Regions from separate parts of the Mus musculus genome. Here region 1 is linked to region 2. The links are chromatin loops, found by intact Hi-C in ENCODE. Cell type or tissue: gastrocnemius. All regions are shown on one strand. Each heading gives the region's core, and the rest is flanking DNA. Links, peaks and the distances in the headings are about the cores only. Region 1 overlaps Ccdc114 (coiled-coil domain containing 114). Region 2 overlaps Abcc6 (ATP-binding cassette, sub-family C (CFTR/MRP), member 6).

Evidence for each region. Hi-C counts contacts between places; a loop is a spot of excess contacts. Peaks named below come from ENCODE experiments on the same cell type or tissue, not always from the same donor. Only the 100,000 strongest peaks of a DNase experiment are listed, where the experiment ranks them.
Region 1: a loop joins it to region 2, with 4 times the contacts of the local background. A loop is called at or near these places in 34 of 42 quality-filtered maps.

The regions. Positions count from the first base shown.
Region 1 is chr7:45,932,831-45,948,862 of GRCm38, forward strand. Ccdc114 (coiled-coil domain containing 114) reads left to right here. Exons shown (of 15, transcript NM_001364168.1): 5 at 3,441-3,563; 6 at 3,726-3,839; 7 at 6,825-6,892; 8 at 8,830-9,017; 9 at 9,229-9,363; 10 at 9,748-9,830; 11 at 9,931-10,099; 12 at 14,553-14,716; 13 at 14,793-14,890; 14 at 15,152-15,230; 15 at 15,311-16,032. The coding sequence ends at 15,814. It also overlaps the pseudogene Gm9712. Among named protein-coding and RNA genes, the nearest start is that of Ccdc114, 17 kb to the left of the region's middle. In gastrocnemius, for the core only: a CTCF peak has its summit at 10,630 (motif pointing right); no DNase peak of the experiment used is centred there.
Region 2 is chr7:46,002,900-46,018,931 of GRCm38, forward strand. It overlaps Abcc6 (ATP-binding cassette, sub-family C (CFTR/MRP), member 6), which reads right to left. Exons shown (of 31, transcript NM_018795.2): 5 at 15,666-15,791; 6 at 14,575-14,636; 7 at 13,484-13,615; 8 at 12,515-12,694; 9 at 11,170-11,347; 10 at 9,595-9,756; 11 at 5,887-5,979; 12 at 2,538-2,741; 13 at 2,221-2,367. Among named protein-coding and RNA genes, the nearest start is that of Abcc6, 19 kb to the right of the region's middle. In gastrocnemius, for the core only: a CTCF peak has its summit at 6,909 (motif pointing left); DNase peaks (open chromatin) are centred at 6,932 and 10,613; H3K27ac peaks cover 1,281 bases.

The DNA.
Region 1 (16,032 bases), core at 3,779-11,778, 69 kb before region 2:
GACCCCTTGTCAATTTGACACACGAACATATCACTTGTTAAACCATAACCTCTCCTTTCCTGTTGTTCCCAAGATGTCATATTAATAATGGCAATATCACAACATATAACATATCCCAAATGTACTGGCTGGTTTTGTGTGTCAACTTGACACAGCTGGAGTTATCACAGAGAAGGGAGCTTCAGTTGAGGAAATGCCTCCATGAGATCCAACTGTAAGGCATTTTCTCAATTAGTGATCAAGGGGGAAAGGCCCCTTGTGGGTGGGACCATCTCTGGGCTGGTAGTCTTGGTTCTATAAGAGAGCAGGCTGAGCAAGCCAGGGGAAGCAAGCCAGTAAAGAACATCCCTCCGTGGCTTCTTCATCAGCTCCTGCTTCCTGACCTGCTTGAATCCCAGTCCTGATCCTTTGGTGATGAACAGCAGTATGGAAGTGTAAGCCAAATAAACCCTTTCCTCCCCAACTTGTTTCTTGGTCATGATGTTTGTGCAGGAATAGAAACCCTGACTAAGACACCAAACTTTAAAAGTTCCAGGCTTTAAAAAGTTCCAACTCTTGGGGCTGGAGACATGGCTTAGCGGTTAAGAACACTGACTGCTCACAACCATCTGCAATGGGATCTGATGCCCTATTCTGGTGTGTCTGAAGATAGCTACAGCATACTCATATACATAAAATAAATAAATCTTAAAAAATGTTTCCAACACTCTTTTTAAAAAGATTTATTTATTATTATATCTAAGTACACTGTAGCTGTTTTCAGATGCACCAGAAGAGGGCATCAGATCTCATTACAGATGGTTGTGAGCCACCATGTGGTTGCTGGGATTTGAACTCAGGACCTTCGGAAGAGCAGTTGGTGCTCTAAACCACTGAGCCATCTCTCCGGCCCTCCAACACTTGAAATATGGATAGAGTACCCAAAGGACAATTCCAGAGGCTTAAGAGAGGAGACTTTGGCTTCCAGGGGTGACATTCAGCCGGTGGTTCGGAGAGACATACCTTCCACTTTAGACCATGGCCAAGTTCATCCATAACTTTTCGGAGAAGTCACCATCGATGGTGGCCGCAGCTGTGACTTACTCGAAGCCTCGATTGGCCACATTTTGGCACTACGCCAAGGTTGAGCTGGTTTCCCCGAACCCCTGGTGAAATCCCTACAGCTATTCAGAGTGTGAAAAAAATCATTCAAAGTGCTAAAACTGGTAGCTTCAAACACCTTACAGTGAAGGAAGCTGTGCTGAACGGTTTGGTGGCCACTGAGGTGTGGATGTGGTTTTATATCGGAGAGATCATAGGCAAACGTGGCATTGTTGGCTATGATGTTTGAAGACCAAACTTTAATTTCCGAGTTGAGTTCTTATTTGGATGTTCTTGGACCATGTGTAACAGGACTGCTATCTGAATAAAATACTAGGTGTTGAAAACACTGCTGTGTTTTCTCTGTCAAGAGGAGACTTTGTGGGCAGTCCAGAGGTTACGGGGGATGCGCCCTTGAAGGAAGTAGCAGGATCCTTTCTTTCAGCCTCTGCATCTGGGCTCCTTGGGGAGGGGGCTTGTTCTGAAGCTGGGACCCCACCATCGCTATCTAGGGCTTTCTCCAGGCTTCCAAGGCAGGGGGGGGGGCGGTGATAGAGAACTGAGGAGAACAGTCAGTTCCAGCAGCAGCAGCAGAGCACTGACTTAGAGTTCCGGTAGACCTGTGGGTTTTGAGTTGTCCCAGCTGCCCCCAGTGCTGTGTGACAGCTATACCTTAACCAGCCCAGTTCAAGCAGCCCACCAGGTGTCTGTGTAATAAGTCAGGAGCCATTTGTAAAAATAATATGCATAGATCAAAAAAATGTTCACTTTAAATTCTTTTCAAATTTTCTTTTTATTTCTGATTTGTGTGTGTCTGTGTAAAGTATGTGCACAGAGGTACCCATGGAGGCCAGAAGAGGGCGTCAGATCCCCCTGGAGCTGGAGTTATAAGTAGTTGTGCATGATGTCAGGCGGGTGCTGGGAAGGCAAGAGCAGTAAGTGCTCTTAACCCCTGAAGCATCTCTCCAGCTCTAGATTTTATTCGTATTCTTTTTTTTCCCTGTTGAGATGGAGGTTCTCTGTGTAGCTTTGGCTGTCCTGGAACTCACTCTGTAGACCAGGTTGGCTTCGAACTCAGAGATCCACCTGCCTGCCTCTGCCTCCTGAGTGCTGGGATTAAGTGTTTGCTGCTGCCACTTACTGCCCGGCTGTTGTGATTGAAAACTGCATGAGGGTGATTGTGGATTCACATGAAGTTTTAAGAATGGCGAGGAGAGTCCCCCCCACCCCACCCCCAGCCCCCGCTGTACATTTCACTCAGTGTTCCCCAATTTGGATCTTTATTTCATTCGATTTTTATCATCGCTGTTGCTGAAAACTGGTTCAGAAAAATGTCACCTCACTGAAAGGCAAACACTGCCACCTTGTGGTAATCCCTCAAGCCACCAGGGGCATGTGGTAGGCCACCACCTCGGCCCACGTGCCCTCACAGGGTATATATCATATATCCTCTCAGCCCCAGAGACCACTGGCCAAGATCAAGGTACAGGCTGGGTTGTTTTCCCAGCGCTTAGCAGGAGCCTATCCCCTTGCTCCTGGTGTTTTGCTGACCCTGTTTGGTTGGTTGGTTTTTGTGTGTGTGTGTGTGTGTGTGTGTGTGTGTGTGTGTGTGTTTGAGACAGGATTTCACCATGCAGTTCTGGCTATCCTGAAGCTTTCTCTGCTGGCAATCTGTCTTTAGGTCATATTCTGAGGCACCGGGCATCAGGGTGTTTGACGGGTATCTCTGGGGATACTATCTAGCCGATATCAGTACAGACTCCGACTCGGTCACCATCATTCATTCAGTCTACACTCTGCTGAGCAAGTCCAGACACAGCAAGAGCTCAGAAACCAGGTCATGTGGGAAGCTGGCAGGGTCGCTAGGCAGCCTTAGCATCTCAGACTCCTTTTAACTGCTGGCCTTAGTCTCCCAGTATCCTCCTCTTTCTGGGGACTGTGATAGCAGCAACCCAACCCTTCCATCTCATGTGCATCTTCAAAAACACCAGGAGAGTCAGAGACAGGTAAATCTCCGAGTTCAAGGCCAGCCTGGTCTTCATAGCGATTTCCAGGACAGCCAGGGATATACAGTAAGGCCCTGTCTCAAAAAAACCAAAGCAGAGCAAAGCAAAGCAAAGCAAAGCAAACCAACAAACCAACCAGCCAAACAAACAAAAAAGGCTACCAGATGAGGGGCAGAGCTGGCTAATCAGGGGCCACAGTCCCTGTGTTTTCCCGGACTTGGGTCCAGTGGCTACAAGGGCATTTTGGCCTCGTTGGGCGCTGCAGAACAGAAGAGGGCTGCCGGGGCTGCCGGGACAGCAGATGTCCTTGATGCATCTCTCCCAGGCATGTGATGGATGCTGCGTTCCCTCCAGATCCAGGACTGGGAGACCCATGTCCTCACGCAGAGTAAGGAGGCCTCGGCTCCCGATCTCATCATGTACCAGAAGATGAAAATCCAGAGAAGGATCAGGATCCTTGAAGACCAGCTGGACAGGGTGTGTGCCCTCCAGCTCTCCAGGACAGGCTTGGCATGAAGGGTGTCGGGAGGCGGGCACTGTGGGCTTGAGGGTCCCCTTAGATGGATAGGAACAGGGTGGTCCCCACCTCTGACACGTACCTGGGCCTCATGAATGCTCTGACATCCCCCCCCCCCCCAGGTCACCTGTCATTTTGACATCCATCTGGTGAGGAATGCAGCCCTGCGGGAGGAGCTGGAGCTGCTGCGCATCGAGAGGGGCCGCTACCTGAATATGGACCGCAAGCTGAAGAAGGTGGGGGCTCGGAGCTCTGCCCAGTCAGTCCTTTCCCTCCCCGAGTCCACGGGCCGGGCTCCTGGGCCCAGGCTCACCCCAGCGCAGGGGGAAAGAAGAAAGAACACACCTCTCCTTCATCTCACTCCCATGCACAAACACCAGCTTCCCGGTGAGCTCTGTCATCTGGGGCAACCTACAGGCCCACCAAGCCGTTCATATCCCCCGAGATCTGAGCACCTTCAGAGCCCTTTGAGGAGCTAACATTCTCTCCCTCCCTCCTTCCCTCCCTCCCTCCCTCCCTCCCTCTACCCTCCTTTATAAAACTTCTATATCAAAACAATTTTAAACTTGTAACCATACACAGAACTTCTCTATACCCTTCACCAGGATATATAACACCCTTGCCTGAGTAACGCCCACCACCCTGGCCAGTGCCATATATGTATATGTTTATGTATGTACACTTGGATAGGTTTCTTGAGAGTCTTATTTTATAGCCCAAGCTGGGACTTGAGCTTCTGTCAATCCTCCCACCTCAGGGTCCCTTTTGCTGGGTTACAGATAGGAGCCATCATACCTGGCTATGGTTGGTGATTTGCCTCTCTCTGTCTCCTCCTGTACCTTGGTCATTCTTGCTCCATTCCCCACTCCCCTCCCACCATGACCTTGGTGTGGTGGGAGTGTCTCGGCCAGCTGTGTTTTTGGGGAGGAGGTCGCTTGTATGGACCATCTGCTTTGCTTAGTACTCTGTTGGAGGCAGGGCACTTTAAGAAGAAGCTGGGCTTGGGATTTGGTGTTCAGGTGTCACAGCCACGGAGGAGATAGATGCTCTGGCATGGAGTCTCCTTTGATGAGTCTACCATGCCAGAGATCCGCACTGTGCGCTCTTGGTGACAGCTAACGCCGTTGCCTGAGTAACGCCCACCACCCTGGCCCGTGCCACATTCTTACTAGGTTCAGCGTTGTGACTTCAAGGTGAATGTTACAGTTACTACACTGGCCATGGACCTCTGTCACGGATGCCGCCTCGCTGTCCCCTCCCTGTGCCCTCTCCTGCTCTCTCCTCCCCTGGTCCTATTTCCCCAACAAGTTCCCATTTTCTTTCTCTTAAGAAAAAAAATCTTGCCTTCAAATATTTAATTGTGTGCATGTGTATCTGCTCGTGGGTTTGTCCGTGCGCACACAGGAGGTCCTCTGGAGCTGGAGTTGAGTGATTGTGAGCTGCCCAAGGTGGGTGCCTGGAAGTGAACTCTTAACCTTTGAGCTATCTCTCCCACGTCCTGTCTTTTTTATCTCCCAGTGGGAAGTAGGGATTGGAAAAAATCAAGATTTAGGCCCCATGCAACCCCATTGTGTCTATGTTGTTGGGTTTTCCTGTCCTGTCCTTTCCTCCCTACAGAGCATCCCATACTGTCAGAACACTGTGGGCAAGTGGTGTCCTGTTAGCATGGCCCGCCCCTGCTATCAGTCCCTCCTTCCCCTAGGAGGGTTTTGGTGTGTTCATCTGTTCAAAAACTTCCTGGCCCAGCTCTTGTTTCTGTCTTCTGCATGGTTCTATGTCTCATCTGGAACACTTCATTCACCTCTGTTTGGGGTCAGTTTTTTCATTCTGAGGTTTTGGTGACTGACTGACTCTTCCACTGAGGTGTGGCCCCACCTGGGCTTTGTATTACGTTTCTGTCTTGTCTTTGTTGACCTAACTTTTCTTATAAATTTGTGAAATATTAACAAGCCAAACAAAAACAGTTCCAAAAATTTGGGCACAGTGATGCACACCTGTCTTCCTCTGCAGCAGAGGCAGCAAGGTCGGTGCAGGGCAGCCTGGGCTACAGATCTATATATATCTATATATACCCTGTCTCAAAAGAAAAGGCTCTGGAGTTCATGCCCAAGCTCCTGACCAGACCCTCAGCCCATTAAACCAAACCAAACCAAACCTCCAAAAACCTATCCCAGGAACCACCCCTCCCCCTCTACTTTGTATTTAATGGCCCTGCATTACTTATCTCCCTAGTTTCTGGGCTTATCCACCTCTAGATTATTTTTGCAAAGGTGTGTGTATGTGTGTGTGTGTGTGTGTCTTTTATCCACATGCACGTGTGTTTGCTTTACTTTATGTCTATGAGTACACTGTCGCTGTCTTCAGACACCCCAGAAGAGGGCATCGTATCCCATTACAGATGGCTGTGAGCCACCGTGTGGTTGCTGGGAATTGAACTCAGGACCTCTGGAAGAGCAGTCAGTGGGCTTAACCACTGAGTCAGCTCTCTTTTTACTGAAAATATGTGGCTACTACGGAGAAGTTAGAAAACAGAACAGCAGGTCATGGCGTGTTACATATCGAGGTGGTGAATTTTATAGAGAAAGGAGATTGGAGGTGAAGAATCCAAACTGACCAGGACTGCTTTCCCTAGGGCCTTCTTGGTCCAGCACATCATGGCAGATAGTATAAAGGGTGGAACATGGGCATAAAGGAGATGGCAAATCAAGGGAGAGGCAGAGGGCTGGACCTGGACCTCTGTCTTTTTTGAGATCAGTGTCTTTAGCAACCTTACATTAGGCACTACCTTCTGAAAGTCTCAGTAGTTCCCACTATGGCCGCCCAGAGACCAAGCTCCCATCCCAAGACCCTTGGTGGAAACACCACACCAAACCCCAGGATAGTAATGACACCTACACAGGTTTCCAAACCCATGGGCAAGTTGGGCTAGGGCTTTGTTGCTGGGTAACCTCTCCCACATGTCCTCCTGATTTTCCCCTTTTGGGACCTCATTGAAACCCCTTTTCTGATTCAAGGTCAGTCTGATCTACATAGGCTCAGGATAGCTGGAGATAACACAGTGAGGCCCTATCTCAAAAACAAAAGCAACCCCCACCAACACAAACAGAAATAAAAAGTCCTTTCCCGGACAGAGGCTCATAGGAGGGTCTGCAGTGGTAGGAGTGGGACTGCTCCTTCTTGGTGCAAAGGCTGGAGGAAGCCAGCTCATTGTGTCCCTGTAGGAGATCCACCTACTCCGGGAGATGGTTGGAGCTCTCAGCACATCCTCTACTTCTGCTTATACTGCCAGGTAAGCTCCCCCACCCCCGGGGGCACTTGGGTAGCAGAGGCAGTAAGGGGTGGGAGCCAGGAGGCCTGGAGACTCATAAAGAAGGGTGGAACCTAAAAGATACCCCCAACTCTTCTGCCACACCCTGTTCCTTGGGGGTATATAAATGGGGAATTCCATCTGTGACAGCTTCAGACCTGAAGAATGTAATCAGGGCTGGGTCCCAGGGGCAGACACACAGCCCTCAGGCACAGACATGCCAGATGGGATTGGTAGTGGAAGCTACTTGGGTGCTGGCTTCCCTCGCTATCTAGGCTTTTTGGCTCTTGGCCCTTGGCTCAGTGCCTGCTTCCTCTCTCAGGACCTTTGATCCTGGGGCATCAGTAAGTCCACCTTAAGACCTCCCTCCCTCCATCCCTTCCTCCCTTCCTCTCTCTCTTCTTTGTTTTTTGAATGCTCATTGTCTGCGTTTAAAAGTGTATGCCAGCCTGATGTGATGGTGGGTGGTGCTTGCCATTCCAGCACTCAGGAGGGAGAGGTAGGAGTTCAAGGCCAGCCTTAGCTACAAATCCAGTGTGAGGCCAGCTTGGGCTGCACAAGACCCCATGTCAGACAACAAAAGTGCACAGTCCAGGCGCATTCGCCATGGTGGACAGCCGTTGCTCTATCCAGACACTTGAGCAGCAGCTCTCTCCTTTTCCAAAGCTCCAGCAGACCTCGAATTTCCTCTTTGCCTCTGGTGTCCTGAATGTTCCACAGACAGGGTGAGAAGCGTGTCTCCATCCTTGGTGTGTCTCTATCCTTGTCCAGAGCACACATGTTAGTTCTTCACTCTTTCTGCTGGCTGTTCTGTGATTTCTCTCTCTTCTTGATCTTTTTTCTTGTACACTTATTTATTTTGTGTGTATGTGTCTGCATACATGCACGCATGCATGCTCACGTCATGCATGTGGAGGTCAGGATAACCTGCAGAGGTCAGCATTCTCCTGCCACCCCGTGGGATCTGCCACGTTGTCATGTCTGGTGGCAAACTCCTTTACCCGCTAAGCTATCTCCTTAGCCAAAGTCTGATCTCTTACCTTTGCCACCCTCCACCGCTCACCCCTACCACCTAGGTCCAGCTTCTCCACACCTTGGCTGGCTTTTGACCTCTGGCCATTTGTCTAGATGTACTTCTGTCTTTGGTGTCTTGTTTTCAACTTGCTCTCTAGTTCTAACTTCGAGGAAGGGAATCCGATTAGCTAGTAACTCTCTGCGGATGACATATCGGTGAGTTCATTGAGCCACCTGGGGTGAGCTGTCAGGTGGGGCACAGGGACAGGCTGGTTTCTGTTCTGGGAAGGTATGGCTTGACCAGCCCACAGGTTCTTGGGACTGGGCCTTGCTCTGGAGAGGCCATCTATGTTAGAGAATGACTAACTAGCCCTCAGGGGTGGCTCTGGGAGGAACCCCCCAGGGCAGGCAGAGATGAGATCAGGATTAGAATAGCCTAGGGCAGGGGCTCTTTGCCATTGACCCGTCAAAGCATCAGGCCCTTATTCCCAGCCAAGCAGGGCAGGCACATCATTCCTGCCTTCATGGGGTGTGCTTGAGTATGGAAAAGACCCAACTCCCCAGTCTTACTCATTTCTAGCTACAGACCATCCAACCTTCAGTGTCACCCAGGCTGTCCTTTCTGAGTCTGGGAATAATCTCTGGCAGGGCCTGACTACCTCCTTTGGCCCTCTGAGTAAATGATCAGATGATTCCTGGCCTCTGTGTACCCTGTGTGTCCACCAATCTTGTCATAGCTAGTCCTGATCCTGATCTAGGTCTTCCAGCCTAGAACTTTCTCTGCTCTTTGTGAGCATCCTTGGGAAGCCACCTGGCACCGTCCTTTTGTAGGCCCAGGCTGACCCCAGCTCAGTCACCCATCTTTTTTTTTTTTTTTTTTGACTTACATGCCCCTCCTGTCCCAGGGAAGAGGCCAAGACCAAGATGGGCATGCTTCAGGAGCGCGCAGAGAAGGAGCTGGCTCAGAGTGATACGGAGGCACAGATCTTGCTGCGACAGATATCGCATCTGGAGCAGCTGCATCGATTCCTTAAGCTCAAGAACGATGAACGACAACCGGATCCCCGTGTGGTGCAAAAGGCAGAACAGCGAGGTGAGGCCAGTGCTTGCACCGAGCACCTAACTCAGGGCCACTACAGCTATCATCATCCCTAGGCCCTCAGAGAGGGTGAAGCCCCTTAGGAGAAGGTGGGGCAAAGACTAGTAGAGCTGGTGAGCCGGCAGGGCAGAGCCTGTTGGAGAGCGGTGGGGAGTGGGGGCCTTATCCAGGATGCAAACCCTCAACTTCCCCCTGTTACCCATAGACTGGGAAGTGTCAGAAGGACTCCGAAAGACCTCCCAAGAGAAGCTAGTGCTGCGTTATGAGGACACTCTGGGCAAACTGGCCCAGCTGACCGGCGAGAGCGACCCTGACCTTTTGGTGGAGAAATACCTGGAGTGTGAGTGGGCAGAGTGGACGAGAGGAGGCGGGGCTACCCAGCACCACCCAAAGCACGGCACACTTGCCTTGCCCTGGGGATCCTGCCTTGTCTCCAGTTTTCATTCTGTTGCTTGGTGTGCCTCCCTTGCATCTGCCTCTGTTTCTTTCCATATGTCTCAGACTTCCTCTCTCCATATCTGTCCCTTGACCCTCTCTGTCTGTTTCCTTGGGCCTTCCCAAATCTTTTACCAACCCTGTCTTTCTCGGTGTGTTGGTGCCCTTCTGTGGCTGTTCCTGTTTCATCTGTCTCTGTTTTTCTGCCTTTGTTTCTGTCGCCTTGCAACCCTTAGTGATCCTTCTGTTTCTAACTCCATCCCTCTGGACCCCCCCTGCACACCCCCAGTGGAGGAACGCAACTTTGCTGAGTTTAACTTCATCAATGAGCAGAACTCCGAGATACACCACCTTCAGGAGGAGATCAAAGAGGTGAGCAAGGCCCACCCTCCTTACGCCGCCCCACCTCCCAGACTCCCATACCCTCTCCCCAGGCCTAGAGCGGACCCAGCTCCAGCCCCTGTCTCTGCAGATGCAGGAAGCCTTAGTCAGTGAGCATGCCAGTCAGGATAAACAGCGCATGCAGCAAGAGCAGCAGTGCAAAATGTTGCAGCAGGATGTGGACAAGATGTGTTCTGAGTCAGAGCAGCTGGAGGGTCGCTTCCAGGTGCTCCGAGGTCAGCTGGAAAAAATCAAGACTGGTAAGTCCCGCAAGGTTCCCTCTCCCAGCCGGAAGCTCTTCCTTAGGAAGGATGCAGTGGGCTTGTGGGGAGCTGGCCATGAAGGCATTACGCGTTTGCTACTCCGTCCTTCCCTTGTCTTTTGTCAGCCCATCTGGGGTGCACCTGTCCGTCCATCCATCCATCTGTCTGTTCGTGAATGTCATGTTGAGTCATAAGGCTAAGGTACTTTTATATTCACTAGAGAATGCTAATCAGCTCTCCAGAGCAAGTCCACATTTTCTTTTTTTTTTAACTTTTTTTTTTTTTTTTTTAAGATTTATTTATTCATTATATGTCAGTACACTGTAGCTGTCTTCAGACACTCCAGAAGAGGGAGTCAGATCTCATTACGGATGGTTGTGAGCCACCATGTGGTTGCTGGGATTTGAACTCTGGACCTTTGGAAGAGCAGTTGGGTGCTCTTACCCACTGAGCCATCTCACCAGCCCCACATTTTCTTTAAAAAGAACCATTTATTTTATGTATGAGTGCCCTATTTGCATGTACACCTGCATGCCAGAAGAGGGCAGCAGATCCCATTACAGATGGCTGTGAGCCACCAAGTTATTGCTGGGAATTGAACTCAGGACCTCTGGAAGAGCAGCCAGTGCTCTTAATCTCTGAGCTATCTCCCCAGCCCCCAATTTCTCTTTTCTTTTGTTTTCTTTCTCCTTTATCTCTTTCTCTCCCTTGCTTGCTTGCTTCCTTCCTTCCTTTCTTTCTTTTTTCTTTAGTTGTTGGTTTGTTGTTGTTGTTGTTGTTGTTTTGGTTTGTTTTTTTTTTTTTTTTGAGACAGGGTCTTATTATGTAGCGCTGGCTGTCTGAACTCACTCTGTAGACCAGGCTGGCCTCAAACTCACAGGGATTGGTCTGCCTCTGCTTCCCAAGTACTGGGGTTAGAGTTGTGGGTCACAATGGCAATTTCTCCTTTTATGCCTTTGTGTGCACATATGTGTGTCTCAGATGTAGCTGTGCCCACTCCCTAGTGTCTCCCCATCACATTCTGTTATCACTACAGCACTCACTCAATGTGGTTCCCAAGCTGTCAGTCTTTACTAAGATTGTCACCCTATTGTTATCTCTAAGACATTCCTGTTTGGCTTTGTGCTCTGTGTGTGTGTGTGTGTGTGTGTGTGTGTGTACACGAGTGTGCCATGGCACATATGTGGAGGTCAGAGGGCAACTTGTAGTAGTTGGTTCTCTCCTTTCCCCATATCTTGGGATCAAATTCAAGTTGTCAGGCTTGACAGCGAGGATCTCCACCTACTGAGCCGCCTTACCAACACATATTTTATTTACTTAAATAGTTGGGGAGAAAATAGTTGAACATCTTAAAAATTAGATTTATATTTTTTATGTAAGAATGGACTGCCTACATTGTATGTATTACATCATATGCTTGTGTGATGCTTGAAGACGTCAAAAGAGGGGATTGGATCCCCTGGAACTGGAGTTACAGATGGTTGGGAACCACCATGTAAGCGCTGGGAATTGAACCTGGGTCCTCTGCAAGAGCAACAAGTGCTCTTAACTGTCCATCTCTCCAGCCGCCATTTTTTAGTATTGAATTAGATTATTTTTCTTGTTCTGAGGTATAGGGATTGTTTTGATTCTGGAAATACTTTTTTTGTATGGTTGCATACTCTCCAACTTCTTGCATGAACTGAAATTTATCTAACGCTTGATACAACGTACTCAACTCCCTTTTGTAATTAGTTCTGGCTGTCTTTGCTACCTTGTGGGTCCTTCTTTCTTCCACCCTTCCAACCTCATAACACTAGGTAAGTGAGAAAAGGAAAGAGATGCCTGGATAAAGTCAGGGGTCAGAGCGGGGCACTATCGTTAGACTACTTCCTGCTCACTGGGCGTGTTGAATTCCTTGAGGCAGGCTTCATCTTTGCCATTAGGATATCTGCTCTGCTCTTGTTTCTTCTTTGTGCATGACGACTTAACAAATTGTGATCATCGGCAACCAACCCACAACCAAGAACCCACCAACCAACCACAGCCCACCCCACCTCTCAGGGCCCTAGCATGTATAGAGCGTCTGAAAAGACCCCAGCATTCCAAATGTCACAGATCACAGAAACTATCTGCAGCTGGCCAAACCCCAGCTGGCATAGTCAGCTGCTGTGGACAGTCTGAAGCATCCCCAAATCCCATACCTGGGATGAAGACGAAAACATATTCTTATAATATTTCTATGTATTTTAAAGAAACCAAAACTCCAAAATTGTCAGTACAATCAGTGGCTTTGTGGTATAAGAAGTCTTTACCTATTTGAGGTTGCAAAGGTATTTTTTACTAGAATTTTGTTTGGCTTCTGCCTTAGGGTTTTTATTGCTGTGAGGAAACACCATGACAAAAAATAAGTTGGGGAGGAAAGGGTTTATTCAGCTTCTACTTCTACATTGCTGTTCATTACCAAAGGAAGCCAGAGCAGGAACTCAAACAAGAGCAGGAACCTGGAGGCAGGAACTGCTGCAGAGGCCATGGAGGGATGTTGCTTACTGGCTTGCTTCCCCATAGCCTGCTCAGCCTGCTTGCTTCTAGAACCTAGAACCATCAGCCTAGGGATGGCACCAACCACAAAGGGCTTGGCCCTCCATTTAATTGAGAATATGCCTTACAGCTGGATCTCATGGAGGCATAGCCTGAGCTGAGGCTCCTTCCTCTCTGAGAAGTCTAGTTGACACACACCAACCAGTAAGGTTCCAATGTGAGAGTCTGGGCCTGTCCCAGATGAAGTCACATGTGTAGGGAACTGGGTGCTGTTATCTGTTTCTGTCTTCCTTTCTTGGTATCCGTGCAGCTGAGTGAGATTCAGAGACTGGCCATGTGGCTTTTGGGTCCCAGTGCTCTTGACCTAGGTGTGTACCTCCCTCTTTCTGGGTCTCTAGAAATGGCTGAATGTCTAGTCTATAGGGCCAGCTAGGGCTCAGCTAGGGCAATGGTAGAGAGTAAAGATGGAGAAGCACAAAATGGTGTGGGGTTCCAGGAGGCCTGCTGGGGCTCATAGCAGAGCTCAGCAGGTAGCCCTTTTCTCTGATGCACGAATGTGTCTGTGTTGTCTCACCAGAAACTTTGACATTTTATTGTTGGCCTTTCATTTTGACACCCAATGGGATGGTAGCACACTAGCTACTGTGCTACTTTTATTTATTTTTTAAAAGATTTGTGTATTTATTTATTTATCTATGTATGTAAATGAGTACACCATTGCTCTCTTCAGACACACCAGAAGAGGGCATCAGATCCCATTGCAGACTCTTGTGAGCCACCATATGTTTGCTAGAATTGAACTCAGGTCCTCTGGAAGAACAGTCAGTGTTCTTAACCACTGAACCATCTCTCCAGCCCCTGTGCTATTTTTATTTGTTTTTCATTTGTCAATATCTTGAAGTGTGTCAGCACCACCATAATATGGCAGTGTGGTAATACGCTGGAGGATGGTTAGTGCCGTCTTGATCTTGGTTCCTGCATATCCCACTTATCGGCACGAGCATCATCTTGTGGTCTGTCCCATCAAAGCCAAGAACTGCAGAGCATCAAGTATAGGCATTTCTTACTCACAGTCTAGCGGCCAGGAGAGCTGGTCCTTCGGAGGGCTGGGAGGGAAGGTTTGCTCCTCTACGTCTCTTTGTCTCTGGCTGGCTTCATTTTCCTGTCTTGTAGCCTACCACACTGAATGCCTACACTGTGGGTCCATTCTGTTTTCCTTATTTTCACATGTAGGTGTCCATGTAGGTGTTTTGTGTATGTTTATATGTGTGCGTTTCCCCATCTGTTTCATAAGGTTAGGGGTGTCTGAATCACATAGTGTGTCCTCTTGTGTTAGGAGTTTTGAGGGGCCTTGTCCCCTCACAAATCACATCCCGAGGTGCTGGGGAGGGAAAGGGTTAGACTTCACCTATAATGATGACTGTTGGCAGAGTTGTCCCTCTTTGGGACAGTTAGGTGATTTCTGGTGGTTTGCTGTTATTTCCTGTTAGTGGAGTGGCCGAGACACCTTTAGGAAGATATAAGCACAAAAGAGAAATCAATTGATATGTTTAAAGAACATCCAGAGCTGTCATGAGGCTTCTAAGCTGGAGGGACAGGCTCACCTGTGTGGGGAGGCAGGGCTCAACTGTGGTGTTTCTGTCATGAACAGGCTTCTGTTTGCCTGTTAACCAGTTAAACACCACAGGCCATATGGGTGAGGGGTGAGGGGTGACCTGGTGACTTCTGGGATGCATGTGTTCCAGGTGGGATCTGAGCCCTGCCAAGGTAGCATCTTGGCAACTCTCCCTTTACCCTCTCGAAGCTGAGGCTAGGCAGACATTGTGGCTGGCTGGGCTGCGCAGGGTCGCTCACTCTTTGAAACTCACCTTTGCAGGGAGGCTGTGAGGGAAGCACGGGGCCCCGACACAACGTCCCTCTCTCATCCCAGATATCCAGGTGCTCTTCGACAAGGCTAAGTGTGACAGCAGTGTCATCAAGGATCTCCTTGGGGTCAAGACCTACATGCGGGACAGGGACATAGGCCTCTTCCTGAGTACCATTGAGAGGCGGCTGGTGCAGCTCCTCACTGTGCAGGCCTTCCTCCAGGTCCAGGTGGGTAGGCAGGCACTTGGGTGTGGGCGTCCAGCTTGGCTAAGCCTGTGCTAACTCTAGGCTTCCCCACTCTCAGAACCTTGCCCCTTTGGCTGATGCTGCACTTCTAGCACTGGGCCAGAGCCTACAGGAACCCTCCAAGAAGACGACTCCACTCAAGCCTCCTGATACCATGTGAGGCTTGGGCCAAGCAGGGAAGGGGGCTGACCCCATGGGCAAGACAAAAGGGGTCGGGTGGAGGGCACTTTCAGTGTGACTTTCAGATGTGGCTTTCTCGGACACAGGGGGTGACTTGGGAACTTGGAGGGAGGTGGGAGTAGAGTGGGAAGATGGGGTGCTGTTGCTCCAAGGGGGTGGGGACAGAATCAGGAGAGCTGGAATCTGTGTACGAGGTAGAGCTCTGAAATCAGACTTTCTCCCTTTGTCCCACCTGAGGGAGGACTCCTCAGGGGCTGTAATCAAAGAGGATTACCCTATGAGCAAGGAGGAGTTGCTAAGCCAAGTCATGAAGTCGGTGAGAGTGGAGCCCCTGGGTCTGGGGCTGCGGGGAAGGACTTCTAAACCTGTTGAGACCCTAATGTTGCCCACCTCCAGCTGCAGCTCCAGGACGAGGAGGAGTCCGCCAAGAAGCTGGACAGCAGCCCGAGCTTGACTCTCTCCAGTCCACAGATCTCCCTGGTCACTGTCCCCAAGCATTCCAAGAAGACCAGTGTAGTCCCCGAATCCATCCTGAGCCACAAGACGAACCGAGGCCGTGGCACTGGCTCCGTGAGCCATGTCACCTTTGGTGACTCTGCCTCTGCTGCAGGCCCTGTGGCCATGGCTTCTGCCAGTGCCAGTGGAGCACCTGTGTCCAGTCGGAGCTCCCAGGGGGGCCGTGGGGGCTTCAAACCCACGAGCTCCAGCAGCTACCTGGGGTCTACAGGCTACCTAGAGACCAGCAGAGGCCGCGAGAGCACAGCAGGCGGCGTTCACAGCCAGAGCATGGGATCTGAGTTGAGTAGAGGCCTCAGTTCCAGCAGTGGCCATGCATCCAGTCCTGCCCCTCCCTCCAGGCCCAGCTCCTCTACTAGCAAGGACTCCAGGGGCTACAACTAGGGCTGCGGGTCCCTTCCTGCCTCAACTCTTGGCAGGTTTTCTAATGTCTGCCCTGCTTCTCCCTAGAGACTCCTTTCTAATCCCTGTAAGCCCAGGCCTCTTCGGTTTCCCTCTGTCTCTTCCCATCTTTCCCCATGGTTACTGCCTCTGCCTTGGCCTTGCCTCTCTGTTCTCATCCTCCTTGTTTCCCATCTTTACCTCCTCATCTCTCTCCCAAG
Region 2 (16,032 bases), core at 3,023-11,022:
CAGCACCCAGCAACACTGTTGAGTAACTTCCAACTCTGTTCACTGGGGGTGCTCTTGAGCACCCACTGCACACCTATACGTGGTGACTGGAGGTGATCATTGCAATACAGATGGCCTGGAGCTGAGGAAATAGCTCAGCGGGGCAAAGTGCTTGCTGTGCAAGTATAATGACCTGGGTTTAAATCCCCAGAGTCCACGTAAAAGCTGGTCACGGCAACCCATGTCTGTCTTCCCAACATTTGGAGAGTGGAGACGGCTGGCTCCCTGGAGCTCTCTGGCTAGGCAGTTCGGTCAAATGGTAAGCTCTGGGTTCAGTAAGAGACTGTCTCAAAAATTAAAGTGGGGTAGAGGGAGGGATCACTAGCACTAAGGATTTTCTAGTGGAAACCCTGCTATTTTAGAAGCTTCTATGTGTATATGCATGCAGGTATGTGTGTATATGTATTTAATTGGAGTTACCCTACACAAGGGATAGTACTTCTCTCACAAATCATGCATTACTTAATAAGATACTTAGTGTCAGATGTGGGATACCTCACCTCTGACCTAGAGAGACCCCTAAAACAACAGTTGCTCTCAGTGCCCACCAAAGCTCGATGGGAAGACCCTGTTGCTGAAGGCACAACATACTTTGGTCATAGGGAATGGAGAAACCGAGTTGGTTGGGTAGCTTCCTCCCTGCTGGCCAACTCTTATAGTACCAGGGAGGTGCTATGCAGGCTGCTCGAGGAGAAAGACACCGACTCCCTTCCTGGCTATGAACCCTGTGGGCCCCAATGGCCATGGAAAGATGTGCTTGTGTGCAATAGTGGTATGCATGCTATTGGGTAACCGAAGGTTTTCTGATTGGATTTCAGGCCTGCTCCACAGGTGGAAACACACATCTGTTACTATAAATCTGGCCAATAAGCCGTGGTTGGGGAGCTTATAGGCTATAGGAGTGAACCTCCTATTGTCATGTTGCCAAGTGGACTTCATATTGAACTGTCTTCTAAGAGTGTAACTCTATACCTTACGTTAGTGCAGCACACAGAAACTTAGAGCTGGTCTGAGTGCAGGGAATAACTGTCTGCAAAGAGCTCACCTACAAATGTGACTTCTGTACCACATCCCCTTTCTGCAAGGCTCAGTCAATGTAATGGAAGAGGGAGCAGGAAAACACACACACCATACACCACACATACACACATGTACTCACACACACACAACACACATACACACTCACACACATAACACTCACATACATATACACTCACACACATACATACACCACCCTCACAAAACACATACACACTCACACTTACATACATACACTCACACACACATCACCCTCACATAGCACACACACCCCACACTCACAAAACACACACAAACATACAAACTCACAGACAACACATACATACACACCACATTCACACAACACACGCATACACACTCACACCTACATACTCACACAACACACATACTCACACACAAACACACATGCCAGAAGACAGGAGAAGAGGAAGAGGAAGAGAAAGAGAAGGAAGAGGATTGGAGGAGGGGGGGAGAGGAGGAGGAGGGAGAGGAGCAAGAGGAGGAGGAGGAAGAGAAGGAGGAGGAAGAAGAGGAAGAGGGAGGAGGAGGAAGAAGGAGGAGGGAGGAAGAGGAGGAGGAAGAAGAGGAAGAGGATGGAGGAGGAGGACGAAGAGAAGGAGGAGGAAGAAGAGGAAGAGGGAGGAGGAGGGAGGAAGAGGAGGAGGAAGAAGAGGAAGAGGATGGAGGAGGAAGAAGAGGAGGAGGAAGAAGAGGAGGAGGGAGGAGGAGGGAGGAAGAGGAGGAGGAAGAAGAGGAAGAGGATGGAGGAGGAGGTAGAAGAGGAGGAGGAAGAAGAGGAGGAGGAGGGAGCTAGAGTGGGGAGGAGGAGGGAGGAGGAGGGCTGGAGGAAGCAGTTCAATCATTCACTCTTCCTCCTTTCCAGCAGGTCCCAGGATGTGTGTTGGGAAAGACAAAAGGCAGAGAAACAAAGGACCCCTCTCCAGGAGAGGACCAGGATGAGTTCCTGAGTGTAAAAGCAGCATGTTCTCTAGGATGCTTGCTGAGGCTCCACTGCACCCTCTGACCCACTTCTGATGGTCTGGCTCTACTCTAGCCCTTTCCCTCCCCTCCTCTGCTGACAGTGGTCCAGGTGTGCTGAGTGGGGCCCAGCTTTCTGACTCCTTGACCCTCCTCACACCTCACCTGAACGATGCAGTGCACAGAGAAGGGGAGGAAGGCCTGGGCTTTGTTAAGGATGCTGAGCACTGTGAGCGTCACAAAGGCCTTCTCTGCATCCATGGCATTGTCCTCTGCCACCAGGGTGTGGACAGCAAACACGACCAGCGCCACCTGTTGAAGCACAAGGGTGGCACTGAGCCTGCTGTCCATTTCCGGTGGACAGAGCCCACTGAGGTGTCTCTGCAGTCCATAAGATGCAATGCTGCTGGTACCGGCTCTCCACCCCAAGCATGCCCTCTCCCAAGCCTCTGGCATCTGCAGTGAGACCAGAATGACGTCACCAGAAATGTAGACACTTGGAAGGACACGAGAGACACAGAGAAGAGGAGGGTGGAGGTCTTCAGGGCGCTGAGCTCCTGGCCCCGGATGTGAAGGAGTCGCTCCAGGAAGGCATGCTCCCAGCCGTGGGACTTGATGGTTCTCACAGTTCTGAGCATGGAGCTGGTGAGCCGTGCTCTGGAGGCCTTCTGCCTCATCTGTTCTTCCTGAGACAGGAGAGAGGAGGCAAGAGAGGGACCAGCCTGGAATTCTCCATCCCTATGGCCCCTGCGGTTGCTCTGCTGCAAACCTTGCAGATTCTTTCCCCAGGAAAGCCCAGCCCAGCCCAGCATCTTCGACAGGGTCCTGAGCTACACTACCCTCACCCTGGGCTTTCACTCCTCCCCAGCGCTGTCTCAGCCACCTGGGCCTGCTGTCACTGCACCAATCAGAAGCCACCAATGGGCGTGATGGTGCTACCAAGAAGGCTTTCTGGAGGTATGGGTGTCACTTGAACTAGATCTTAATGAGGAGAACAGGAAGCTGCAGGTACTGAGTACATAGAGAACAGGCAGCCGCAGTAGGTAATCATAAGAGAGAGGGTCCTTCAGAGAGGGAACAGTATGACTCAAAAGAAATCCAGGGAGACTGCAGGAAAGGGAGACAGTGAGTTGGTTCTTCAGGGAGAGGGGAGGCTGCAGCAGGCAGGGCTTCGAGGTCAGGCAGAAGGGTTTAGGGTTTCATGTTTCATGCAAGAGTCTGTAGGGCAGCTTTGTGGACAGTGTCTTTGAGGCCACCTGGTTAGCAAGGGGAAGACAGCATGGACATCTACTGAGAGGGTGTCCAGGGATCTGCAGAAGCAAAACTAGGGAGGTGGCATGCGTGTATGGAGAGGTCAGGAGGGCTGGGGGAGGGTCACAGAGTGGAGTAAGGTACTGATGATAGAGAGGGTGGGTAACACGGGAGGATGGGTGACAGTGGAGGGAGGGTGACAGCAGATGGTGTGTGATAGGGAGGGTGGGTGACAGGGGAGGATGGGTGACAAAGAGGGTGGGTGACAGTGGAGGATGGGTGACAGGGACAGTATGTGATAGGGAGGGTGGGTAACAGGGGAGGATGGGTGACAAAGAGGGTGAGTGACAGTGGAGGGAGGGTAACAATGGACGGTGGGTGACAGCAGAGGGAGGGTGACAGTGGAGGGAAGGTGACAGCAGATGGTGTGTGATAGGGAGGGTGGGTGATAGGGGAGGATGGGTGACAAAGAGGGTGGGTGACAGTGGAGGATGGGTGACAGCAGAGGATGAGTGACAGGGAGGGTGGGTGACAGTAGAGGGTGGGTGACAGGGAGGGTGGGTAACAGTGGAGGGTGAGTGACAGGGAGGTGGATGACAGGGAGGTGGGTGACAGCGGAGGGTGGGTGACAGGGAGGTCACAGCAGAGGATGGGTGACAGGAAGGTGGGTGACAGGGAGGTGGGTGACAGCAGAGGGTGAGTGACAGGAAGGTGGGTGATAGGGAGGGTGGGTGACAGCGGAAGGTGGGTGACAGGAGAGGGTGAGTGACAGGGAGGTGGGTGACAGGGAGGGTGGGTGACAGGGAGATGGGTGACAGGGGGTGGGTGACAGGGATGGTGGATGACAGGGAGGTGGGTGACAGCAGAGGGTGAGTGACAGGAAGGTAGGTGATAGGGAGGGTGGGTGACAGTGGAAGGTGGGTGACAGCGGAGGGTGGGTGACAGGGAGGTGGGTGACAGCAGAGGGTGAGTGACAGGGAGGTGGGTGACAGGGAGGGTGGGTGACAGGGAGGTGGGTGACAGGGATGGTGGGTGACAGGAAGGTGGGTGACAGGGAGGTGGGTGACAGAAGAGGGTGGGTGACAGGGAGGTGGGTGACAGGGAGGTGGGTGACAGCAGAGGATGGGTGACAGGGAGGTGGGTGACAGGGAGGTGGGTGACAGCAGAGGGTGGGTGACAGGGAGGTAGATGACAGGGAGGTAGATGACAGGGAGGGTGGGTGACAGCGGAAGGTGGGTGACAGCGGAGGGTGGGTGACAGCGGAGGGTGGGTGACAGGGAGGTGGGTGACAGGGATGTGGGTGACAGAAGAGGGTGGGTGACAGGGAGGTGGGTGACAGAAGAGGGTGAGTGACAGGGAGGTGGGTGACAGGGAGGTGGGTGACAGGGAGGTGGGTGACAGGGAGGTGGGTGACAGAAGAGGGTGGGTGACAGGGAGGTGGGTGACAGCAGAGGGTGGTTGGGGCAGTGAAGAGGAACAAGTTCATCTTCCTTGACTTTCCTGAACACTCTCCTCTCCTTTCATCAGTGCAGGGTCTGCTGTGTAGTCCAGGCTGGCCTCAAACTAACTATCCTCCTGTCTCAGCCTCTCTAATACTGGGATGACGACGGGGGCCTGTTCTCCTCTCTCTCTCTCTCTCTCTCTCTCTCTCTCTCTCTCTCTCTCTCTCTCTCTCTCTCTCTCTCTCTCCCTTTCTCTCTCTCTCTTTGAGGTAGTTTCTCACTAGTAGTCCTGGCTGGCCTGGAACTTGCTATGTAGATCAGGCCGGTCTCAAAGTCACAAAGATCCCCCTATATCTGCCTCCTGTATGCTGGGTTAAAGGTGTGTGCCACTACACCTGGATCAACCGCTTTTGCTTTCATGTGCATTTATTTATTTTGTATACACATAAGCATGTGCGTGCTGCAGGGGGCATTTAGAGGTCATGGGACAACTTTCTCAATTTGGTTCTCTCTGTTCACCACGTGGACTGTGGGATCAAATTCAGGTGGTCAGGCTTGTGAGCAACTGTCTTTACCTGCTGTCTTTATCTCACCAGCCCTTATGGTGTCCTAAACGCCACCTACTGCCCGAGACGCTGAGCCTACCTCTGCCCTCAGTGCTTTGAAGCTTCTAGTCTCACAGCTGTGAGATCTCTGCTAGGAGAAGTGCTGTAGAGATAAAATCTGCAGACGCAGGAGACAGGGCTTGACAGACAAGGCATGGCTGTGTGGGGAAGCAGAGTGGGCAAGGGGGAGAAGAAGGAAGCAAGATCAGGTGACAGAGGCCGTGATGGGGTCGTAGGCTTCGACACTAAGCCATATCAGCAAAGGAGATTTGGTTTCTTTGGCTGCCACACGTCCCCCTGGCTGAGCGTGAAGGGGCTCAGAGTCAGGAGCCATTGAGGGACAACAGCTTGGGGCCACTATGGGAAGGGGCCACGCTCTAGAAGGAACAGAGGCTTGTCCAAGAGTCACAGGTCTGGCAACACAGGACAAGGACAGACCTAAAGCCTCCTCTTGCCTGTCCCTATCTCTGTCACCAACCAGAGACCCATGGTTGTTCCTCTGTCCAGGATGCCTGCATCCCCAAATGCCAAACCTGATGGAAGCCCCTCTTCTTGGTGATGAAGAAGTTCAGAGGGAGGAGGCTCAGGAAGACAGCAACGGCTGTGAGAGCAGAGGGTCCAAGGAGCTGGGGACAGAGGGCAGGGTGTCATGAGACTCCAAGGGTTTGGGTCACCCCACTTCCCAGGGTTGGGAATTCAGGCGTGTGCTGCTGTGCCTGGCTTTTTATATAGGTCACGGGCGTCTGCCCTTGGTTCCCCATGTTTACTAAGTAAGTACTTTGTCGGCTCCCGATCCCTGCTCCTTTTGAATGATTATCTATTGAGGTGACATGGTCACAGCACGCATGTGGAGGTCAGGAGATGACGTTGTAGGGTCAGTTCCCCCTTCCACATTTATATGGGCTTCAGGACCCAGCTTGGGTCTTCAGGCTTGCATCCTCGACAGCAAGCACAGTAATTTGCCCCCTGAGCCATTTTGCCAGCACACTCTCTGTTGCTGAGGCTGACCTAAACCCCTGCTCCTCTTTCCCTCACCTCCCAAATTCAGTTGTTACAGGTATGTGCCACCACACCCACCTCTCAGGGCTCGCTGTTAATCTACCCTCCATCCCACCTCTTAGTGGGGAGTTACCAGTCACCACATTAACAAACAAATCTACAAAGTTGTGGTTTCTGAGCTATATGGGCAGGTGTGTGTGTGTGTGTGTGTGTGTGTGTGTATTTAGTGTAAGAATGTCTCCTGCAATACTAGAGAAGCAGTTATACTGAGTGATTACTCAGTTTATTTAAAATGTCACAGTTAACCTGACACCTGTGTTTTGTTAATCTTTCCCACCAGGGAAATCTTGTAAGGGCCGGTGCCTTTGGTCTAGTTACCTAGGAGATATGGTGGTGGGAACAGACTAAATGTTAAAAAAAAAAAAAAGTCTTATTGTGCTTTTCTGAGATTTCCTCCACCCCAACTCCAGTCTCTGTTTCTCTCATCTCTAATCTCTGGACTACAGTGGGCCAGTTTGGTTTATTCATGCAACTATTCCACCACCTAGTGGCTCAGTGGAGAACTGTCCTGAAAGCCACTGGCAGCCTGAAGTAGTAAGGTCACCCTCCGGGATATTTTCATTTAGCCGTAGCACCCACAACCCACCATCTTAGTAAGCCTGGGGCAGCGTGGTGGTCCTCTGGTGCCAGGGCAGAGGCAGGGTGCAGGGCGTTACCTGTGGCTGCTGTGGTCTCTGATCATTACCAGCCTTGGCCTGCTCAGTGCTCCCAATTGTTTACCACATCCTCCCTCCTTCCCTGTCTTTCCTATGATAGTGGCCAGCTTTTCAACACTGCACACAGGTGCTGCTTGAATGCCTGTGTGTGCTTGCTGACCACCTACTGTGTGTAAGCCTTGGAATATTCAAATGTCAGTGTTCACAAATAGACTTCTAGCTGAGCATGACAGCTCACATCATTAATTGCAGCGACTCCTGAGGCTGAGGCAGGAAAAGCACAAACACCAGCCTGTGTTTACACCGAGGTCAAGGCCAGCTTTTTAGTGAGACCTTGCCTTGAAATTAAAAAAAATATATATATAAATATTTATATATAAACATTGTATATAGCCGGGCGTGGTGGCACACGCCTTTAATCCCAGCACTTGGGAGGCAGAGTCAGGCAGATTTCTGAGTTCGAGGCCAGCCTGGTCTACAGAGTGAGTTCCAGGACAGCCAGAACTACACAGAGAAACCCTGTCTCGAAAAAAAACCAAAAAAGTAAAAAATAAAATAAATAAACAAACATTGTATATAAATATATCTATATTATATAATATATTATATACTATATAAATATATCATAAAACATATGGTACTATATGTAATAATATAAATTATAACATTATATATAACATATTATATATAATATAATATATAAATATATAGTATTTATATATTATATAATTGTTATATAAATATGAAAATATGTTTTTTAAGGACCAAAGATGTAGCTCAGTGGAAAACTGCTTGCATGGCATACACGAGGCACCACAGAGATAAATAAGGAAACTTTCAATGGTGGTGATGGCTCCCCTCACATATCAGATGGCAGCTAACAACACTATGCAAGTGAGCACTAGGTACTGTGCAAAGCACCTTAGATACACAGCCCGAGAATACCTAATCCAAAAGTTGGAAACTAAGTTCCCCAGATTCTGAGAGCACCAACACGATGCCACATCGGGGAATTCATGCCTCATCTTACCCTGGTCACAGGCAAGATGCAGAGGGCTGTTAAAGGCATTGCTCAAAATGGCCTTTGGGCTATGCCAATAAGGCACCCACAAACCACATAGACTTTCTTGTTAAACTCAGCTTATATTCTCAAGCTCTCAAATTCATGTCTACCATTCCTGAATCCATACCCAGAGCCCCGCTGGACCCAAGTGATTGCATCAGACAGAGGCTGCCCCTCAGACAGAGGCTGCCCCTCAGACAGAGGCTGCCCCTCAGGCAGAGGCTGCCCCTCAGACAGAGGCTGCCCCTCAGACAGAGGCTGCCCATCAGGCAGAGGCTGCCCCTCAGACAGAGGCTGCCCCTCAGGCAGAGGCTGCCCCTCAGACAGAGGCTGCCCCTCAGGCAGAGGCTGCCCCTCAGGCAGAGGCTGCCCCTCAGACAGAGGCTGCCCCTCAGGCAGAGGCTGCCCCTCAGGCAGAGGCTGCCCCTCAGGCAGAGGCTGCCCCTCAGGCAGAGGCTGCATAAACTCTGTCAGGTTCTCTGGGTCTCACCCATGTAGAACCAGGAGCCTGCTTTTAGTTATCCTCTGTTCTTAGAACCAAGGAATTGTAGCACAGGGAGGGTGAGTTAGTAGTGTGACGTTTAACAGCAAGTAAATGGTAAGAGCAAGATTTAAACCCAGGCAGCAGTCCATGCACAGCCAGAGCCAATAATAATAATAATAATAATAATAATAATAATAACAATAATAGTGATAATAGCAGATGCTTTTGTATCATGAAGCAAAAGGAAGAAAAGGTTTCCCGGCTGATGCCATGGCACTGTGCTTTCTGCACGTGGCGGCAATTCTTCCCCGGCACTATGTTTCAGCCTTGTGTTGGTGAGCATGGTTCAGCGGCACCAGCCACTCCAAAACATAACGGATTCGCCTACTGAGTTCCCCGAGAACCCACTGAGAATTGGTAATAGTAAGGATCCCATCTGGGTGGGCACACGCCTGTAATCAGGCACTTACAAGGTGGAGGCAGGAGGATAGAAGCTCAAGGCTAGCCTCAGCTATGTCATGAGTTTGAAACTAGCCAGGGTTACACAAGGTCTTGCCTCAAAAAACCCAAACCCCAACCTGAACCAACCTAAAACCCCAAAGTGAACTCATCCACATTATCATCAGCATTTTGAGAAAGAGAAAGAACTCAGTGCTGGAGGGGGCTAGCCTGGGCTTGAACCTGAGCAGAGGTCACTCTAAGACTCTTCACTTTGTATCAATTTACAGATGGAGACTGGGTTTAGGGAGGAGGAGGAGGGAGGGGAGGAAGAGAAAGAAGAGGAAGAGGAAGAGGAGGAGGAGCAAGGGGAGGAGGAAGAGGAGGAGCAAGGGGAGGAGGAAGAGGAGGAGGAGCAAGGGGAGGAGGGAGAGGAGGAGGAGCAAGGGGAGGAGGGAGAGGAGGAGGAGGGAGAAGAGGAGGAATAGGAGGAGGAGGGAGGGGAGGAGGAATAGGAGGATATGGAGGCCCAGATCCACACCTGCCACAGGTAGACAAAGCACACAAAGATCCACAGGAAGAGCAGCCACAGCCCGTTGAGGTAGATGATGCTCTCGGCCAGCCGCTGGATGTCCACCGACACCAGGTTGACCACGTCCCCTGCTGCGCTGGACTTTCTGGAACCACTGGACAGGACCAGGACCTGGGCCGGTGTGAGGAAGAGGGACATGTGAGGAGGGAGGAATGGGAGTGGGCACTGAGTGCAGGCCCAGCCTCAGTTTACCACCTATGCAGTGAACCTGTAAACTTTCCCAAGCTAACTCCCAGGGTTGGGCATGGGGATCTGGGGGGACACTGTAAGTAAAAATTACAGAAAGCTAGACCCGGGTGATCTGGGCTCATTTGCCCCCTGTGCTAGGGATACCCATGTCTGTGCTGAGAGCAGCCTCCTCTCCTCAGATGTCAGGGACAGATGCAGGCTACACTGTACTGATGCTGGGGTCACTCTGGTGACTGCAACCAGGCCTGTGGGTACACTGCATGGACCAGCTGTTAAGAAGTGAAAAGTGATTCCAGGATCAATGTGGACCCTATTTTACAGCTAAGGAAACTGAGGCGCCGAGAAGCGAAGCAACTTGCCCTGAGTCAGAGTCAGAGCCAGAGACCCATAGGCCAGGAATTCAGGACCCCTAAGGCATGGCACAGACAGGACAGGGTGTTAGATTGTCCCAGCCTGACCTTCCTGACCATTACTGCCTCCAGTGCCTCTTTCTCCAGTGGCTTCTGATCTGCCAGCTACTGAGGTCTCAGGACCCAGCGTGAGGAACACTGGCTCTTCCTGCCTGCTCTGTGCTGTGTGAGAGTTAATGTGATCCAAGGTGTAGAACTCCCCACTCTGCAAGTCTTCACAGAGGGCCAGCTGCAGCCCCACCCACGGGGACTTCCCACCCCTGCTGCCTCCTGAGAACTTCAGTGGAGCCAGGCTTGTTGGCACAGCTGGAGTTTGAGTGACAGAAGCAGAGCTCAAAGATGTTTATAGTTCCTTTCAATGGGCAGCCATGCTAAGAGCCAAGAAGGCGTCTCCCTGGGGGTCAGGTTACGTCAGCCCTCTTCTGAGGATCAAAGGCTGCCTTGCAGGGCAGGCTGTGTTTCCTCTTGAGCTCAAAGCCTTGGAGACTCACAAGGGATGTAAGCATCCTGGCGGGACTACAGGTTATCCTGTGTCCCTCCTCTGCACAGGCAGGCTAGAGAAACAATGGATACCTGGAAACTGCCATTTCCCCAGGAGCCCCACGCTGGGAGAAGGAAAAGACTGAAGCCGGGGTGCCAGAGAGGAGCTTGTCTTGGGAGAGATCTCACAGTGTCTTAACAACTTGCCAGAGACAGATGGTTGGGGCCACCCCCAGCCAGAACTGCATAGCTACACATATCTCTTATTCTCACAGTCAGGATTCCAGAGAAAGACTTAGGGGGAAGTCACTGTCCCTTGCTTGTTTAATTAACAGATTGGAGAAGGTACCCAGATCAGGGCCCGATCACAGAGCGTTAACCAAGGAGGTAGGAGGACAGGAGACTAGGCCGTATGGATGCTCACACTCCCGCCCCTGGCGCTCACCTTTCTGTACACCAGGCCAGTGATGGCTGTTCGCAGCCTCATCTGCAGGACCTTGGCTCTGTACATGTGCTGCTGTTCAAACAACGTCTGTAGGCAGGCTGCCGCGAACATCAGCACAGCTAGGAGCCAGCCTGTCCACGCCGAGGAGTTGCGGTCACCCATGAACTCCAGAAACAGACTGGGATGCAGGAAGAGGGACAGCAGTGAGGCCTAAGCCATCTGGGTGCAGGGTCATCGGGGTCATGACCTCTACCCTGTCCATGTTTCTTTTCCATGTGACTTTTTTTTTTTTTTTCTTTTTGAAACAGGGTGGGGATGGAGGTCGTGTAGCTCAGGTTAGCTTCAGACTCACTATGCATACCATGAGCTTGAGTTTCTGATAGGATACGGGCATGTAGGTGCTAGGGATCAAACCCAGAGCTTGGTTGACAAACACTTGACCACTGAACCGACACAAGCTGAAGCCCTGGTTTGGCTCTAGTTGGGGCTAGGACTCATTCTGTGTTTCAAGTCTCAAGCTGTGACCCTACTACCCCCAGGCTCTTGGGCGCTGTCATCACAAATCCCAATGCCAAGCCTGGCTTTACTTTCCATTTAGTAAGTGATGTAGGCAGGCCTAGAGCCCATGGTGTAGCCCAGGCTGGCCTGGAACTTGCAATCTTCCTCCTTTAACCTCTTGAGTAAGAATGACAGCTCCTCACTGCCAGGCTTTGCCGTGTGTGTGTGTGTGTGTGTGTGTGTGTGTGTGTGTGTCTGTGTGTCTGTGTGTCTGTGTGTGTCTATGTATGTTTGTCTGTGTGTGTCTGTGCCTGTGTGTGTCTGTGTATCTGTGTCTGTGTATCTGTGTGTGTGTATGTCTCTGTGTGTCTGTGTGCCTATGTCTGTGTGTCTGTGTATGTGTGATTTTGTCCTGTCTCCCTGGCCATGTCCAGTAGTACTTGAACAGTCCTGCCCTAGTCTCTTAGAGATGGAAATTGCATGGAGCAAAGCCTCGGTGAGACCATTTCATACATCTCTGACCTACTCAGCCATCAGCCACAAACACTTGAGTGGGCCCATCCAGTGGGATCCAGCCCAAACTGCCCATCCATACATCCTGATCAGCTGAGTGCGTGAATGCCTGTGACTTTAAGCTCTAACCTTGGGGACGATAGTTTAGCAGCAAACCTTAACTGATACAGCCCTCTGCCCTCCCGGGATCAGTCACTTTCTCCTGACATGTGTCCCCCACTTCCGCAGACTTATTGCACATGTGCTGTGGTCCTGAGTCCCTGATGTACACACAGAGGCAGAATTTTTCCTCCCAGGATGCCACTGAGGTACCTCAGCCAGAGCCAGAGCCTACCTGAGGAGCTTGGGAACAGCAAACCTGAAGGCATCGCTAATGACCAGGCTGAGGGTCCCCAGCAGGAAGGTGGACCGGAACACGCGCCAGATAGCCCTGAGTAGTGGGCCCCTCTGACTCCTCTCTGGCTGCAGGAAGGCCTCTGTCTCAGGGGCCCCCACACTACTGTGCCCTTTGTGCCTGGAAGAGAGGAAACATGGGCACAGGGCCCAAGTTATATTCAATGGCTGTAGCAGACCAACAAATTCTGGTCATTTATTATTGTTGTTTTGAGACAAGGTCACTCTGTAGCCCTGGTTGACCAGCTGACAAGTGCCCTAGAGGCCAGCTGCTGAATGCTCTAGAGGCCAGCTGATGATAAGTGCTCTAGAGGCCAGCTGATGAGTGCTCTAGAGGCCAGTTGCTGAATGCTCTAGAGGCCAGCTGATGATAAGTGCTCTAGAGGCCAGCTGATGAGTGCTCTAGAGGCCAGCTGATGATAAGTGCTCTAGAGGCCAGCTGATGAGTGCTCTAGAGGCCAGCTGATGATAAGTACCCTAGAGGCCAGCTGCTGAATGCTCTAGAAGCCAGCTGATGAGTGCTCTAGAGGCCAGCTGCTGCTGCTGAATGCCCCAGAGGCCAGTTAATGGTGAATGCTCTAAAGGCCAGCTGACGAGTGTTCTAGAGGCTAGCTGCTGCTGAATGCTCTAGAGGCCAGCTGATGATGAGTGTTCTAGAGGCCAGTTGCTGCTGAATGCTCTAGAGGCCAGCTGATAAATGCTCTAGAGGTCAGCTGATGAGTGCTCTAGAGGCCAGCTGATAAATGCTCTAGAGGTCAGCTGATGAGTGCTCTAGAGGCCAGCTGATGAATGTTCTAGAGGCCAGCTGATGAGTGCTCTAGAGGCCAGCTGCTGGGTGCTCTAGAAGCCAGCTGCTGCTGAGTGTCCTTTACCAGGATCTCTCTTGAGCTCCGGCCCACCCCTCACTCACCCTGGCAGCCCATTGCAGCTTCTCCTCCATTCTCTTTCCAGCTGGGAAACGAGTTCTTCTGAAGAGTTTTCTCTCCCAAGTGACCAGAGGTCTTTTGGTCCCAGCAGCTTTTTGTAGCCCCTCCATAGCAGTCTGTGGAAGAGGGGTCAGCAGAGCAAGCTCCTCCTGCTGTCTCCACACCCCATCTTGCTCCCTGCAGGTAGCTGCGTGACCCCTGGGAAGCCACCTCTGCTAGGTCCTGAAGGCAGTAGCCACCCCTGGGGGAACCCAGGTACTTTTAAAAGACCCCCTTTTAAAGACCTGGGACATAAAAATGACTGAATACTTAAAGGACACTGGCATAAGAGGGGAACAGACCCTCTCTGGAGTCAGAAGTTCAGGGTCCAAAAGTTGTTACAGATCTTTGATCTTTCCAACAACTCGAAGGGGAAGCTCTTGTTGGGTGCTGGTTGTCTCTCTAGGTCCTGCCAAGTGTCCTCGTAACAAACGAGGGCAAGCAAGCAATAGACCACTCTGTAAATGGTTAATTGCTTGGGGGTCCTAGTGAGCAACATGACAGAGTCTGGGTGACATTTCAGTAGGACACAAACAGACAGCACAGCTGATGGGTGCTGTGGTTGGGAGCAGGGTTGAGGCACTCGCTCGCTCCTCCAGCCTGGGATCCTCTAGAAGATAGACTTGGCCTTTTCAATCTCACTCCTGGGGCTTAGCTTGCAGTAGATGCTTAGTTAACACATCAAGTGACAGAGGCTGCGTAATAGATGTGATTTTATTCCGTACCTGCTATGAACACGCTGAGTATAGTCTATTTGATAGAGGTAGAATTGCACCCATTTTACAGAGGGCAAGACTGAGGCTCTGGTGTGCCTAACAAGTCCACTAAGAGGAAGAGCCAGAGTTCAAGGTCACATCTTTCTCTGAGGAGTGAATTGGGACAGATTGAGAGGAATACTCTGGAAAGCAGCTCCGAGCTGGGCAAAGGAGGCGTGGGTAAGGGCAGGAGGGAATGCTGTGGGGATGGGTAGGGCTGACAAGCCGAGAGAGCATAACGCCAGTCAGGGGACCCCACCTCAGCCCTACACCTCACTCACCCAGAGGCCCACCAGAACATGGCCTTGGAGGGAAAGGAGGCCTCAGCCTCTGGACACGGATTCTGGAAAAGACAAAAGGCCAGGGGGAATCAGGTGTGACAGTGTCCACCTGTCGTCCGGGGGAACCAGATGTGACAGTGTCCACCTGTCGTCCGGGGGAACCAGGTGTGACAGTGTCCATCTGCCGTCCAGGGGGAACCAGATGTGACAGTGTCCACCTGTCGTCCAGGGGGAACCAGATGTGACAGTGTCCACCTGTCGTCTGGGGGAACCAGGTGTGACAAAAAGGGCTATGGGCTAATGGAGGCGATAACTCAGAGCAAGAATTACTCAGAATAGCTATGACTTGACTGAGATCAAGAAGTTCTCAAACATCCGGGTGTGGCAGTAGCTCATGCCTGTAATCCCAGCTCTCTGGAGGTAGGAAGATTGCTGTGGGTTTCAAGGCTAGCCTGGGCTTAACTAGTGAATACCAGGCCACTCTGGGCTTCAATATGAGAGCGAACCTCAAAAACAACACAAAACAACAACAACAACAACTCAAAGCAAGGACCATGTTATGAAGATGAGCTAATGGGGCTCAGTGATGGAGTGTGTGTGTGTGTGTGTGTGTGTGTATGTATGTATGTGTGTCTGTGTGTATGTGTGTGTATGTGTGTGTGTTTTAGAGGGAGGGAGTGTTGTGGGCTAGAGCTTCCTGTTTGGTCCCCTTTAGTGTGAAGAATTCCCTCCACACGAATCCATGCCCCCCCAAACTGAGCTTCCCCCATATCATGAGGGACTGACAATCTCTGCAAGTGTGAGTCAAGATAAGCACCACCTTCAGTTGACAGATACTTTGTCACAGTGATGAGACAGTAACCAATCCACCAGTCATAAGAATGATGTATCCTGTGAGTCTGCAGTCTTCCTGCCTTCCCAGAGCTGGGATCAAAGATGCTCCCATGCTGGGCTGTGGGGTTCAGATTTTGCTAAAGGGTTGAATGAACGACAACAGGGAAACACTTGTGCTCTAGGCCAACACACATTGGTCACGCGCTGTCGTGGGCATTGGAAGGGTCTGGGGTTAGAGGACGCCAGGATTGACTTACCAATGGCTGGGAGTCTTCCGAGAAGAAGGGTGGCTGGTCCACCAGACAGGACAGCACCAGCTCAGCCACCACCAGGGACAAGCACAGGTAGGTGGCCAGGTGGTGGAGGGGCTCCTGACGGAAGTTCTGTGGGGGACAGAGAAGCCCCACTGAGCCCAAGAGTGGTGGTGAGAAAGTGAAGGGGGCCCAGAGATCTGGGCTGAGGCTGGACATAGTTCCTGAGGCCTGGAGCAATTTCTAGATGGGAACCAAGCCCTGGTGCACGAAAGCCTGGTCCTAGCATTCCTGGTCATCCTGGCTCATGGCATGTTACTGCCATATATCAGACTTTCTGCATGAGTGACAGTCCCCAGGACAATACCACAAA